Linked DNA regions of Homo sapiens: all the other regions are linked to region 1. Evidence: chromatin loops called from intact Hi-C (ENCODE). Cell type or tissue: A673. All regions are shown on one strand. Region 1 has its middle 59 kb from the start of LINC02834. Region 2 has its middle 160 kb from the start of LINC02834. Region 3 overlaps LOC102724080 (a long non-coding RNA gene).

Region 1 (5,000 bases):
CATGCAGACAGATTTTCCTACAGAGAAGATCTCAAGATAGTTACCAAAAAAAATTCCTAAAACTAATAAGTGACTTCTACAAGGCTGCAGGATATAAGATCAATATATAGGAATTAATTGCGTGTCTATACATTATGAATAAACACAGGGTAACAAATTTTAAAGCACTATCATTTCCAGTAGCTCAAAAAACAAAGCAGGTGTAAATCTAACAAAATATGTATAGGACTCACATGCTTAAAACATCAAAATACTGATGAAAGAAATCAAAGACATAGTATATCTCACATGGACATGGACTAGAACCCTCCACATAGTAAAGATGTCAATTCTCCCAAATTAAATAAAGATTTAAGGCAGTTCCTACCAAAACACTGCCAAGATTTTTTATAGATACAGATGAGATTATTCTAAAATTTATATGGAAATGCAAAAGAAACTAGAAGAGTTAAACAATTTTGAAAAAGAAGAATGAAGTAAGAAGAATCAGTCCCCTCGATTTCAAAACTTATATTAATCAAAACGTACATTAATCAAGAGTGTAGTATTGGTGGAAAGATAGACACACAGATCAACGGAATAGAATAAAGAACCCAGAAACAGACACATAAATATACTCAACTTTTTGACAAAAGTGCCACTCATTTAATGGAGGAAGGATAGTCTTGTCAATAAATGGTGCTAAAGTAATTGGGCATTCACCAATGAAAAAAATAAAACTTGATTTAAGTTTATACCTTATACGAAACTTAACACAAGATGTATTATGGACTTAAGTGTAAAATGTAAAACTTTTGGGAAATAATGTAGGAGGAAATCTTCAGTATCGAGGGCTAAGAGTTCATACAGTAGATGTCAAAGCACAATGCATAAAAGAAAAAAAATTGATAAACTGAACTTCACCAAAATTAAAAACTTTTACTCTGTGAAAATCCCCGGTAAGAAAATGGAAAAAAAAAAAAAAGAAACACAAGATACAGACTGAGAGAATATATTTACAAATCACATCTCTCACAAGAGACTAGTATCTAGAATGTATACAAAATTCTGAAAACTCAATAACAACAAAGCAAGCAGTATAATTAGAAAGTGGGCAAACAACATAAACAGATATTTCACCAGGGAGGAAATACGGATGGCAAATAAGCAAGTGAAAAGTTGTTCCGCATCATTCGCCACTAGGGAAATGCAAATTCAAACCACAGTGAGATATTGCTACACACCTAATGTGAATGATATAAATAAAAATTTATGACAACACCAAATGCCGAGGAAGATACAGAGAAACCAGGTCACTCATACATTGCTGGTGGGAGTGCAAAATGCTGCAGCCACTCTGGAAAACAGTTTGGTGGTTTTAGAAAAACATTAAACATCAACTTTCATATGGCCCAGCAATTATAAACCTGCACATTTATCCCAGAATAATGAAAACTCACGTTCACACAAAAACCTATCCATGAATATTCATAGCTGCTTTATTCTTAATAGACAAACATTGGAAGCAATCTAAATGTCCTTCAATAGGTAAATGGTTAAACAATTAGTATAACTACATCATGAAGTAATACTACCCAGCAGTGAAGAAATGAACTGCTGGCCCATACAACATCTTGGATGAATTTTTAGAGAATTATGTTAAGTGAGAAAAGTCAATCCTACCAGGCTACATACTGTATGTTTCCATTTATAAAACATGCTTGAAATGACAAAATTATAGAAATGGAGAACAGATGAGTGATTGCCAGGAGGTTATGGACAGGGAAGATAGAAGGGAACTAGGTGTGTCTATAAAAGAGCGACATGAGAGATGCTTGTGGAGATGGAAATGTTCTGCATTTTCACTGCATCAATGTCAATATCCTGATTGTGATATTGAACTACAGCTATGCAAGATATCATCATTGGGAGAAACAGGGTAAAGGGTTTGAGGAATATCTCTGCATTATTTCTTACAACTGCACATGAATCTACAATTATCTCAAAAAAATAGTTTAATTTAAAAAGTTTTGTTCACTAATTTGCTCAAATATGTATTGAGCCACTCATGCATTAAAACCAAATGGGCTTCCACAGTTTACAGCTGACATTTCAGCAGTGGGATTATAAAATAAGATATATGAGCTTGCCTATGGGCTGGAGAAAGGATTTTCTTGGAGGGAGAATTCAAATTGTGAAGCAGAAAAACATGTTCAGTCAGCTCTTCAGCAAAGAGGGAGTGGTGTGTTGGTAAAATTCTCTGTTGCTGCACCCAGATGTTCCAAAACGATGGGCTGGCTGAGGTGTGATGTTCTCAGAAGACCATCTTCCCCACCTCGGGTCAACCTGCACCCTACACTCTCAGTTTGCTCTCTCAGGAGAGAATAGGCCTTCGGAGCCCCGTGGGATGCTGCATGTTAGGTTTCTGGGCTCCCAGTGGAACCTGCCCAAATTAGCCCAGAGCATGATGGCAGTGAGGGCAGGTGGCCCCGGGTTGAGAGCACGGCTTTGGAGACACACATACCTGAGTTTTTGTTGTTTCTTGTCCACCTATTGGTATGCAATCTTGACCAAATTACCTATCTTTCCTAAACCTGTTTTTCATCCACAAAGTGAAGTATCTACTTCCTGAGCTGGTTCTTTCATTTGTTTAATGCATTTTAATAGCACACCTAGAATGGGTCAGTGACTGTTGTAGAGACTAGAGAAATCCCAGTAAACAACACAGAAGAAAGGAAGGAAGGGAGGGAGGGAGGGAGGGAGGGAGGGAGGAAGGAAGGAAAGAAGGAAGGAAGGAAGGAAGGAAGGAAGGAAGGAAGGAAGGAAGGAAGGAAGGGAGGGAGGAAGGAAATCTTGAGGGTATTCAGATAACAAATGAAATAAATAAAATACATAGTATATTCAATAGCGATTAATACTTTTCAAAGGGAAATAAAAAGCAGAAAAGGAGGCTAAGATGTGCTGAGGAACGAAGAGAGGATTTGATTTTAAAAAGCGTAAGTCCTCATTGAAAAGGTAACAGTTTGAGCTTAAGTTATTATGAATGGCGTGAGAAAGCCATGCAGCTAGTTGCAAGTTTTAATGAGAAAAGGAGAGGATTAAATGAGATAATATTGGTAATAGGCTTAGTATAATATAATGCTTGGGACACAGAAAATGTTCAATAAATGTTAATAAGAGAGACACTGAAAGAAAAAATAATTATAGACCAGTAGAATAAATTCTACCCATAATACTGTAAATGCAGGTGGCTTCAGATGTCATAAAACTACTTAGTACTTGCAGAACCCTGCCCGACTGCCCTATCATCTAAGGTTATGTCTTGAAACCTGGTCCACAATTCACCTGCATCAGCATCACCTGGATCTTGTTAGGAATGCACATTCTCAGGCCTGCTGAATCAGTCTCTGTAGGTGGAGCCCAGGAGCACGCATGCTCACTAGCTCTTTAGGGAATTCTAATGATGGCTAGATTTTGAGAACCATCAGCCTGGAAGGAACAGGCCCACTTATCATGTGACCTTGAGAATGACACTCCTGACAATGTCCACACATATCTCAATCCTTACACTATGGTAAGTACAGTCATGTGTCACCTAACGGCAGGGACACATTCTGAGAAACACAACTGTAGGTGATTTCTTCATTGTGTAAACATCGTAGAGCGTACTTATACACATCTAGAAAGTATAGCCTCCTACACAGCTAGGCTATATGGTATGGCCTATGCTCCTAGGTTACAAACTTGGGCAGCATGGTACTACACTGAATACTGTAGGCAACCGAAACACAATGGCAGCTATTTGTGTACCTAAACATATCTAAACATAGAATAGGTACAGTACAAATACAGTATAAAATATTTCATTTTAGGGCTGAGTGCAGGGGCTCATGCCTGTAATCCCAGCACTTTGGGAGGTCAAGGCCGGCAGATCACTCAAGAGTTTGAGACCAACCTGGGCAACATATCAGGACTCTGTCTTGTAAAAATGAAAAAAAAAATATTAAAAAAAATTACTTTTTTAACAATACACCTTTATAGGGCACTTGCCATGAATGGACCTTGCAGGACTGGAAGTTGCTCTGGGTGAGTTCATGAGTGAGTGCTGGGTGAACGTGAAGGCCTAGGGCATGACTGTGCATTATTGCAGATGTTATAAACACTGGACACTTAGGTTACCCTAAATTTATGTTTAAAATTTCTTTCTTCAATAATAAATTAACCCTAGTTTATTGTAACTGTTTTACTTTTTAAAGTTTTCTTTTTCTTTTTCTGTTTTTTTTTTCTTTTTTTTTTTTTTTTGAGATGAAGTCTTGTTCTGTCGCCCAGGCTGGAGTGCAGTGGTGCAATCTCAGCTCACTACAACCTCCACCTCCCAGGTTCAAGCAATTCTCTACCTCAGCCTCCCAAGTAGCTGGGATTACAGGTGCCCGCCACCACGCCCAGCTAATTTTTGTATTTTTAGTAGAGACTTGGTTTCACCATCTTGGCCAGGCTGGCCTTGAACTCCTGACCTCATGATCCACCTGCCTCGGCCTCCCAAAGTGCTGGGATTACAAGCGTGAGCCACCGCACCTGGCCTAAAGTTTTCTTTTTTAAGCTTTTTGACTCTTTTATGATAACATTTAGCTTGAAACCCAAACACATTTTACAGCTTTACAAAAACATTTTTCTTTATATCATTTTTCTATAAGCTTTTTCTATTTTTTAAGCTTTTACTTTTTACTTTGTAAACTTTTTTGCTAAAACCTAAGACTAAAAACACACCTAGGCCTACACAGGGTCAGGATCATCAATATCACTGTCTTCCACCTCCACATCTTCTCCCACTGGAAGGTCTTCAGGGACAGAAGCACACGTGGAGCCATCTGGTCCTAGAATAACAATCCCTTCTGCTATTATACCTTCTGAAGGACCTGCCTGAGGCTCTTTTACAGTTAACTTTTTTTTTCAGTAGATGTACACTCCAAAATAATAATAAAAAGTATAGTATTGTAAATACACAAATGAATAACAGTCAT
Region 2 (5,000 bases), 99 kb after region 1:
CTGGAATTCATTGAAATTTAAAATGTCTGCTCTGCAAAAGATACTGTGAAGAGAATGAGAAGACAAACTGCAGACTGGAAGAATTTTGCAAAACACATATCTGATAAAGTACTGTTATCCAAATATACTTCAGTGCTAAAAAGAAATAAGCTACCAAGCTATGAAAAGACATGGAGGAGCCTTAAATACATATCACTAAGTGGGAGAGGCCAGTCTGAAAAAGCAATGTACTGCGTGCTTTCAACTATAGAACACCCTGGGAAAGGCAAAACTATAGAAATAATTTTAAAAAATCAGTGATTGGAGGCAGAGCACAGAGGACTTTTAGGGCAGTGAAACTACTCTATATGATATAATGCTAGGTAAATGTCATCTTACATTTGCAAAAACCCACAGAATGCACAATACCAAGAGTGAACCCTAAACTATGGACTTCAGGTCCTAATGATATACAATGTAGGTTTATCAATTATGACAAAGGTACCACTTTGAGGCAAGATGTTGATAATGGGGGAGCAATATACATGTGGGAGCAGGAGATATATGGGAACTCTGTACTTTCTGCTTAATTTTACTGTTAACCTAAAACTGCTCTAAAAAATAAAGTCTATTTAAAAAGAGCAATGACGACAATAGCAACAAAATATCTGAGACAGCAATATGCATCTGACTCACTTTTAATTAGAAGAAAGATTGCCTTTTGGGCTGGGTGTGGTGGCTCACACCTGTAATCCCAGCACTTTGAGAGCCCAAGGCAGGTGGATCACCTGAGGTCAGGAGTTTAAGACCATCCTGGCCAACATGGTGAAACCCCGTCTCTACTAAAAATACAAAAATTAGCCGGGAATGATAGCGGGTGCCTGTAATCCCAGCTACTCAGGAGGCTGAGGCGGGAAAATGCTTGAACCTAGGAGGCGGAGCTTGCAGTGAGCACAGATGACGCCATTGAGCTCCAGCCTGGGAAACAGAGCAAGACTCCATCTCAAAAAAAAAAAAAAAAAAAAAATTGCCTTTTGGAGGTAGGAATGCCAGATTTAGCAAATACAGTCATGAGTCACTTAACATCAGAGATAAGTTCTGAGATATTAGGCAATTTTGTCATTGTGCAAACATCAGAGTATACTTACACAAACCTAGATAGTATAGCCTACTACACACAGGCCATATGGTAGAGCCTGTTACTCCAAGGCTATAAACCTGTACAGCATGTTACATACTGAATACTATAGACAATTGGAACACAAAGGTAAGTATTTGTGTATCTAAATATAACTAAACATAGAAAAGGTACAGTAAAAATATGGTATTATAAGCTTATGGGACCACTGTTGTATATGCAGTCCATCATTGACCAAAACATCCTTATACAGCACATGACTAAAAATATCAGATGCCTGGTTAAACTTGAATCTTGGGTGAAGAATGAATAATTTTTAGTCCCAAATATTATGAGACATACTTACACTAAAACAATTATTTATTTTTAATTTGAAATTCAAATTTAACTTGGCATCCTGTACTTTATCTGGCAACAATATTTGTAGGGAAATTGGCATTTCACAATTGGGCTGTGGCCCCATCTTAATTCCTGAGCCTGAAGACATGTTTCTCTACTGGGAAAGTTTCATTTAACAGTCTCTGAAAGGAAAACTCTTGAGCAATTAGAGAAGAATAGGATGCCTGCCTTGTCAACAAGATTGGCTCTCTCATCCCCCGCAGCAAGTGGGGTCATGGCCACATCCTCCTATCCATCCTTCGTTCCATTTATGAAAGCTAGCTATGTAAAACATATTGCTTTACTCTACAGATGAGTTCCTGAATGGAGTATAAGTGAAATCACATCTTTACTAGAATAGGAGAACATCTTTACTTAAAACAACCATGGAAATAAACACCACACACACATACAAAATCCCATCCTCTCTTACCACAAAAGACCACTCTCTAATTCAAACTATATTGCATTTCCATCACAGTTTTCCTGAAACTGGGAGATACACACAGATATATATAAAATCTTGATCATAGCCTGGCATAAAAGACCACAAGTATTTTTAACTGTTTTCAATGAAAAAAAAAAAATCTGCATTCCCTCCTCACAGCTCACTTCCATTAAGCATTCCAGTACCACCTGCTTCTGTTTAAGCAAAGAGTTGCCCAACGTTTTTTCCCCAAATTGCGTTCAATTTAATTATGGCTTTTGTTTTAACCCACACCACTTGGTGATTAAGGCAATAGCCAAAACCAAAAAGAACCCCAGAAACTGAAATAAAAGTTTGTTTCAAACACTTTGAGAAGTTATCTTCATTTCCATATATTCCTTGTCCCTGCAATACAGCCAACAGTGACATTAAAAACTCTCCAGGGAAAATATCCCTGTTATAACCATTTAGAGATAAGTTACTACCATGCGTTCTCTTGGGAAACCTGAAAGGATTCTCTAAGGTTTCTAGATACTTTAAGTCAGGGTCTGGCTCTTCTTGGTTATTTATGAATTACATCAGAACCACATAAAATTTCATGGCAAAGACACAGTGGAAATGCCTTTATGCATGCAGCTGGTTAATGTGCATGGATTATTCATGAAGCACCACCAACCCAAGCTAGTCTAAAGGAAACAACAGGACAAAGGGCTCAGCAACCAGCCTGACTCACTGGAAATCTGATCGGATGAAGTTAGTGTAGTCATCAGAACTGAGGCCACCATCAGATCTGATTTCCGATGAGTTTCAGCTGAATCTAAGCAGCAAATGGGAAGCAGCTGTCATTGCTGATGCTACAGGGATGGGAACCTGGGCCTCTCTGTTCAGAGATCCAGCCCTCCAAGATCTACAAGTCTTAGGGATTAAAGGACACTCAGTAATATACCCTGAAAAATTCATGGGTATGAGCTCAGCTGCATGACTCTTAATGAACAGCCAGCTCATTTTTTGAAGGGGCAAAGACTGGGAACAAGGCCATGTAAGCATGTGTAAAGAAGCATCCCAACAGAACCTAAAAGACATAAGAGCTTTCTCCAGGGAATGGTGCAAAGCTAAGCATCAAGGACAGAATGTGGCCTCTGGGTTTCTGCCTTATTTAAAATCCAAGCTAGTTTTTTGTGTTCTCTTTTTGTAGAAGGAGATTGAAATATGCTGAGAGCATAATGAACTTTATCAGAGGAAGGCACAGATGCAGTACACAAATGTTCCTTGACTTATGATGGGGTTACATCCCGATAAACCCAGCATAAATTGAAAACGTCATGAACTGAAAATGCTTTTAATACACCTAACCTACCGATCATCAGAGCTAGCCTACCTTAAATGCATTCAGAACACTTACATTAGCCTATAGTTGGGCAAAATCTTCTAGCACAAAGCCTACTTTAAAACAAAGTGTTCAGCCTCTCATGTAATTTATTGAACACCATACTGAAAGTGAAAAACTTCCAGTATTGGTATCTGAAGTAGGGTTTCTACTGGATGTATATTGTTTTCACACCACTGTAAAGTCAAAAAATTGTAAGCAGAACCATCGTAAGTCGGGGAACATCTGTACTCCTGCGGCCATAAAGAAGAATGAGGAGGTTCAGATCGGGCTCCAAAACTTCAGAAAGGTTCAGATCGGTGCTTAAAAGCCAACCTTCAAGCCAGTGTCCAATATGGATGAAGCCACTGAATGCTAACACATATGGTAATGGTTCCGCGTTCTCATAGCTAGAAGCTAGAGGTAAAGAATTATCTTGGAAGAAAGGAAATAGAATAAGATACAGAGCTAAAGAAGATAAGAACAAGAAAGAGATAAGAGGATAATCCCCAATGGAGAGTGGTGAGTGATGCAAAATCACCCACGTGTTTCTCATGGGAATGTGTCATTGGCACGTGGAGCACCATCTGTGTTGGGCATAAGGATGCCCCAACCAGGCCCCCTTTACAGAATGAATCTCAGCCATTGGGAGTGCTACTGGCATAAATCTTCACTGTCAGCCCCTTCCTAGGACTGCCTCAGCTGCAGATAGCCACTTTGTCTGAGGTTATGCCCCTTCCTGGGGCAGCCCATATCTGATTGCTGTTCTATCTTAGCCCAAGTCGGGCCAACTCTGAAGAGCCATCCTAGCTCCAGAGCTGCCATGAAGTCAACTAAGACAGCCATCGGCCTGTATTCTGCCTACTACTGATTCCTCTTCCTTTCTATGACATTTCCCTTCCAAGGGACACTCCTAGATAAACTTCCCACACACCAAACTCCATCACAAAAATCCACATCCTAGGAAACTCAACCTGCAACACCATCTTCATCTGAGATTTCCTTGACAACTTTCTAGGGCAAACTTGCTAAATCTCCAGCTGCATCAATGGGTGATGCTTGGACAATGCATTTCTCATGCCCCAAAATCACTCACAGGAAGCTTGGATCATCAGCTTATTGGAGCATTTGACTTGAGAACATGTGTTTCTTGGATAAGAGAGTCATTGTCATTGGAGAAACTGTTACCAAAAAAAGAGGAGCAGCATAGAGGGCCAGCTGAAATCAGTTTGGCAAGGGGGAACATTGTTTGGTTTTTGGTTTTGTTTGTTTGTGTGTTTTCAGCTGTGTGAATCATTCTGGCCATAGAGACCTGACTTAATAATAGTGATCCACCATAGATCCCTTTAATTAAAAGCCAGGAAGAAAGGAATACTAATATACTATTCCAATTTTGTTTGACATGCATCACTGTCTCCACTTGAAGAGCGTAGGGAGAGAGGGACCTGTGAATACAGACAAGGGCAGAACCTTCTCTTCCTTTAAACCCCTTGTACTCTCTTAGAAGTGTAAACCTGAGCATTAACTTCAGGCTCAGCCCTGAGTCCCAAGAAGCTTGGCCCCTCTCCCACTTTGATCTCTCTTAGCAAACTCCCCACAAGGCTTCCTTAAACACCTAGCAATATACACTTCCATGGAAAAGGCAAAGCTCCATCTCTGAGCCTGAACCTGCTCTCAGCTATTGGCCAGAGCATAGGCATAGGAGCCTGTTT
Region 3 (5,000 bases), 210 kb after region 1:
TAAAGCAGTAGTAAGATCTCAATTTCTGAGAGTAGAATGCTTCATTGAAATTCTTTCACCAAACTTGAAGACTCTCAAGTCAATAGTAATGATTCTTCAGACATGGCACTTTCATTTTTTGTCCTTACTCTCCATAACTCCTTAGACTTCTGTCTTCACCCCCCATTGGCATCAGCCACACTTGGAATCCTCCTCTCATTATCTGATCCCTCATTCCAGGCTCTCTACCTCAGTTCTTCCATCGCTAACCACGACAGCCTTAACCTTGGGCTTTCCCCACTCTACTCACCAGACTTACTCGACTTCCCCAAATCCTCAAAACTCAACTTTTCCCATCTTATCTTGGCATGGAGGGGCTTGAGAGGCACCAATAAATGGTAACCAGTTCCCTTCTTGATCTCTGAACAGAGTGCAAAATAAGAGTAAAGCAAATGGAATCACAAACTATCACCTTTTTAAAGGATAAAGCTGACTTTCCAAAATTCTTATACTTAGTATCTTTTCTGAATACAGTAGCCAGAGGCATTCCTAATGATGTTTTCACTGTAGCTATACTTTAAGAATAGCCAAAAGTTAGTCTCACTCACACAGCGTGTCACGTAAGTGATTAGTGATTGAGTATTGGACCAAGCATACTGATCTGGAATAAGCATAGGGCAGATTCTGACCTGGTAGAGAATGTCTCTCTCTCCTTTCAAAAAAGGCCTAAAAGTGACAGTAAAAAAGAACCAACGAGAACAAGATCAAAATGGAGTTTATTTACTTATAACCCAGATTGACTCTGAAAATGTTAACGTATTATTGGAGCTGGGCATTTACCAAAACCTGTCATAGGAAAAAAGGAAGTAACTTAAATCTCAAATAACACAAATCCTTTTTCTTTCTTCATAAGAGTGGAAAAGGGAATTGCTGATTGGTCCTGAATTTCTCTTTCTTCTCTAAAACACTTTCAGGCAAATGAGAATGGTCTTGACTGTTATGCAGAGGACCAGGATCCTGGGTCAAAAGAGCTTCTTTTCAGCCACAGGTATTATTTCACATTCTAGCTGGAGAGAGAAGGCATAAACAAAAACAAAAAGAAATGGAAAGACATAAATACCTGTTGAAGAAATGGAAGCGACATCACAAGACCAAGAGCTACTGTCAAAATAATTGAATACCATGCCGGGGGCGGTGGCTCACGCCTGTAATCCCAGCACTTTGGGAAGCCGAGGCGGGTGGATCACGAGGTCAGGAGTTCGAGAGCAGCCTAGCCAACATGGTGAAACCCCCGTCTCTAAAAATACAAAAATTAGCTGGGCACAGTGATGTGTGCCTGTAGTCCCAGCTACTTGGGAGGCTGAGGCAGGAGAATCGCTTAAACCCAGGAAGCGGATGTTGCAGTCAGCCAAGATCGCACCACTGCACTCCAGCCTGGCGACAGAGTGAGATTCATTCTCAAATTTTAAAAAAATTAAAAAAACAAAAGAATTGAATTTAAAAAAAGTTAGCAAAGATGGGCTGATAATATTGCTAAAGCATCTGTTTCAATGAAAAAAGGTAAGTGAAGACAAAGAAAAGAACCCCACCTAAGCTATGAGCTGGTAGCTAGAAACACGGGGAGAATCCAATGGTGAAAAGACAAGTAAAATGTTACATAAAACAACAGTTGTTAAAGGGGGTGGAGTGGTGAGACAGGAGTGCTGCCTCCTTTGCTCGGCCCATGGCCCTGTCGCTAAGGAAAAATAACTCCGTGGGAGTGAGTCAGATGAGATAGAACAGGAGGGGTCCTATCTCTGCTAAGTCAGCTAGAGAGACAGTGCGGGACAGACTTTGGAGTCTCGTGGAGTGGAAACCAGTGAGTCAGGGAGGAAGAACTCATCCCAGCTCCCACTCTGCAGCCACATCAAAGTTGCAGGGATTAGCGAACATGCCCACCCGGTTGCGCAAGCTATCCTGAATACCGAGAATCTAATCCACCTGATGAGTTTACTCAGCCAGCTTTTTGTGGACTTGGTACAAAATGCTCAAATGACTTTTAGTTAAAGGAAGCAAAATGGAAGAACAGTCCTCACACAGCAACCTCATCAAAGTTCTTCAATGTAATAAAGCAACTCTGTAACTCTGCTAATACCCTAACATAAAGCCATGATTGCCAAAACAAACAAACAAACAAACAAACAAACAAATTGTAGCCCCTGACTCCCTCTCTCTGGGTGAAATAGTCTTGATTATGCAGATTGTTTGAAATTCAGTCCATCCAAGTAGTTGCAATTCCAGAAATCAAAGAATAGGTACACTGCTCCCTCTACTGGCTTTGCAACTGCAGGTACAGATGAATTTAAACCAGAAAGCAGCCTTTTAGTCTTCATTTAGCTTTCTAGCATTTTCGCTAGAAAGTCTCTAATGACCAAAAAATAGAAGGGTGGTGCAAGTCTCTTAAAGTAAATCTTAAGTAAAGATTTATGGTAATTGTTAACAACAGATCACATTAAAGAGCAAAAAAAAAAAATGCTTAAAACCTTAAATTCTGTTCATGTGATAATTCTTGAAAGTATTGAAATTTTCTGAGGTTGACTACCATAGAGAGTCAAGAATTAAATATAGGGAAAAAAAGAATTAAATATAGGAAACTAAGAAATAAAAACCCTGTTAGATGTTTCAAATAATGTTTCTGATGCATTTCCTAGCATCTCTTCTCTCAGTATTTGAAGAACTTTTGCCACTCTGTTCTTCAGTTACTGAATTGTACAAACTCATAGTGTCCCTATAAGTCCTTTTTCCCTGAACTCTCTGAAAAAGACTATAGATGCATAGATTTTTAAGTAAAAATGAAAACTGTGGCATTCTCTGATTCTCAAAAACTAATAGGAATAATGGCCAAATGATACCAGCAATTGAACTCCTCTTAAAAGGAGCAAGCTGGCTCATGCCTGTAATCCTAGCACTTTGGGAGGCCGAGGCGGGCGGATTGCCTGAGCTCAGGAGTTCGAGACTAGCCTGGGCAACAAGGCGAAACCCCGTCTCTAGTAAAATACAAAAGAAATTAGCTGGGCGTGGTGGCATGCACCTGTAATCCCAGCTACTCAGGAGGCTGAGGCATGAGAATGGCTTGAACCCGGGAGGCGGAGGTTGCAGTGAGCCGAGATCGCACCACTGCACTCCAGCATGGGTGACGGAGAAAGACTGTGTCTCTACAAAAAAAAAAAAAAAAAAGAAAGAAAGAAAGAAAGCAGCAAACTGTGACTCAGATGACCTACCAGCTCTGTTTCCCCCTTATCGATTACCTAGCAAATGGTCCAAAGCTGATGCTCCAGAATATATGTCCTCTCTTGCAAAGCTCCAATTCCATACCTAACTGATTTATTCAACCAAATGCATTCATCTGATCATTTGATAAATATTTTCTGAGCACCTACAATGTGTAAGGCAGTGTTGTAGGTGCTGTGGATACAGAAGTAGACAGATGACCTCACTGAAAAGTCAGAAGCTAGCTTGGTGAGTTCCCATTTATTTTCTTTACATATCAATGAGTTTGTACACTTCCACATATACTAAGGTCAAATTGCAAATCCATGAAGTCTTCCTTGACTAACTTGGGCCATGGGTTTCACATCAACTGATCTTCTGAAATACCCTGTCATGAAGCCACTACACATTTTCTGTCTAGAGTTGTTACTCATATCTGTTATTGCCTTGAATTAGTATTTAAAGATTTGACTGCCATCTGACTTTTCACATATGTTTGGTTTTCTCCTCAACTACATTAGAAATTATTTGAAGTAAGAAATACATGGCCTGACATAGAATGATATGAAAAGTCCTAAAAAGGTATAAAAAATAAATCATACTTAACAACTTAACTTTCCTGAAAAGAATAATATTACATTAAATACGGTCCATCAGCAAAGTTTTATATACTATAAAATTTAATTGGTTTTAATCCAAACTAGATTACTTTATTAATTATAAATTAATTAATATTAATTGTTATCCCCAGTGCAACTTCTAAGAAAATAATTCAAAATATATAGCAAAAGAATGGCAAGAGAATTAAGAGATTTTTTTAAACAGCCTTAGAGGTATAGTCAAAATTGTATATTAAAAAATTTCTAACACAAAAAGGCAATAATGGAGAAATAGTGGAAAAAAAGGACATAAAACATATAGAAAAAAATTTAAACGAAAAGCATAAATCCTACCTTGTTAGTAATTACATTACATGTAAATGCATTAAACACTACAATCAAAATACAGTTATTGACAGAATGGGTTTTGCTTTGTTTGTTTGTTTTGTGAGACAAAGTCTCACTCTGTCGCCCAGGCTGGAGTGTAGTGGCACAATCTTGGCTCACTGCAACCTCCGTCTCCCGGGTTCAAGCGAGTCCCCTGCCTCAGCTTCCCAAGTGGCTGGGACTACAGGCGCCCATCACCACATCTGGCTAATTTTTGTATTTTTAGTAGAGATGGAGTTTCACCATGTTGGCCAGGCTGTTGTCTAACTCCTGGCCCCAAGTGACCAGGCCACCTCGGCCTCCCAAAATGCTGGGATTACAGACATGAGCACCATGCCCCACCAACAGAATGGATTTTTAAAAAAAACAGATCCAACTCTATTGTGTCTACAAGAGACACACTTTAGATTAAAGATACAAAGAGGTTAAAAGTAAGAAGATACCACCCAACAGTAACCAAAAGAGGGCCAGAGACCCATATTAATAGAAGACAAGATAGACTTTAAGACAAAGAAGATTTTTATGATGATAAAAGACCTAACAATTATAAACATATAAGCATCTAATACCAGAGTCCCAAAATCCATGAAGCAAAAACTTGCAGGATTAAAGGAAGAAATGGATAATTCAGTAATCATGGTTGGAGGTTTCAGTTACCCAGTTTCAATAAGAAAATAGGAGACTTGAAAAATACTGCAATAAACTGAATGTGTCCTCCAAAAATGTATATGTTGAAACTCTAACCCCCAGTGTGATGGCATTAGGAGATGGGGCTTTAGGGAGGTA

The links. Hi-C counts contacts between places; a loop is a spot of excess contacts. Peaks named below come from ENCODE experiments on the same cell type or tissue, not always from the same donor. Only the 100,000 strongest peaks of a DNase experiment are listed, where the experiment ranks them.
Region 2: it touches region 1 in a loop (3-fold over the local background); 1 of 110 quality-filtered maps calls a loop at or near these places.
Region 3: it touches region 1 in a loop (15-fold over the local background); 1 of 110 quality-filtered maps calls a loop at or near these places.

What each region holds. Positions count from the first base shown.
Region 1 is chr9:86,646,331-86,651,330 of GRCh38, reverse strand. No RefSeq gene overlaps it. Among named protein-coding and RNA genes, the nearest start is that of LINC02834, 59 kb to the left of the region's middle. In A673, no CTCF peak of the experiment used is centred here; DNase peaks (open chromatin) are centred at 1,190, 2,370, 2,650 and 2,990; H3K27ac peaks cover 4,841 bases.
Region 2 is chr9:86,547,256-86,552,255 of GRCh38, reverse strand. No RefSeq gene overlaps it. Among named protein-coding and RNA genes, the nearest start is that of LINC02834, 160 kb to the left of the region's middle. In A673, no CTCF peak of the experiment used is centred here; a DNase peak (open chromatin) is centred at 2,615; H3K27ac peaks cover 5,000 bases.
Region 3 is chr9:86,431,434-86,436,433 of GRCh38, reverse strand. All of the region lies in intron 1 of LOC102724080 (a long non-coding RNA gene), which reads right to left. Among named protein-coding and RNA genes, the nearest start is that of TUT7, 80 kb to the right of the region's middle. In A673, a CTCF peak has its summit at 2,287 (motif pointing left); DNase peaks (open chromatin) are centred at 1,863 and 2,273; H3K4me3 peaks cover 605 bases; H3K27ac peaks cover 1,711 bases.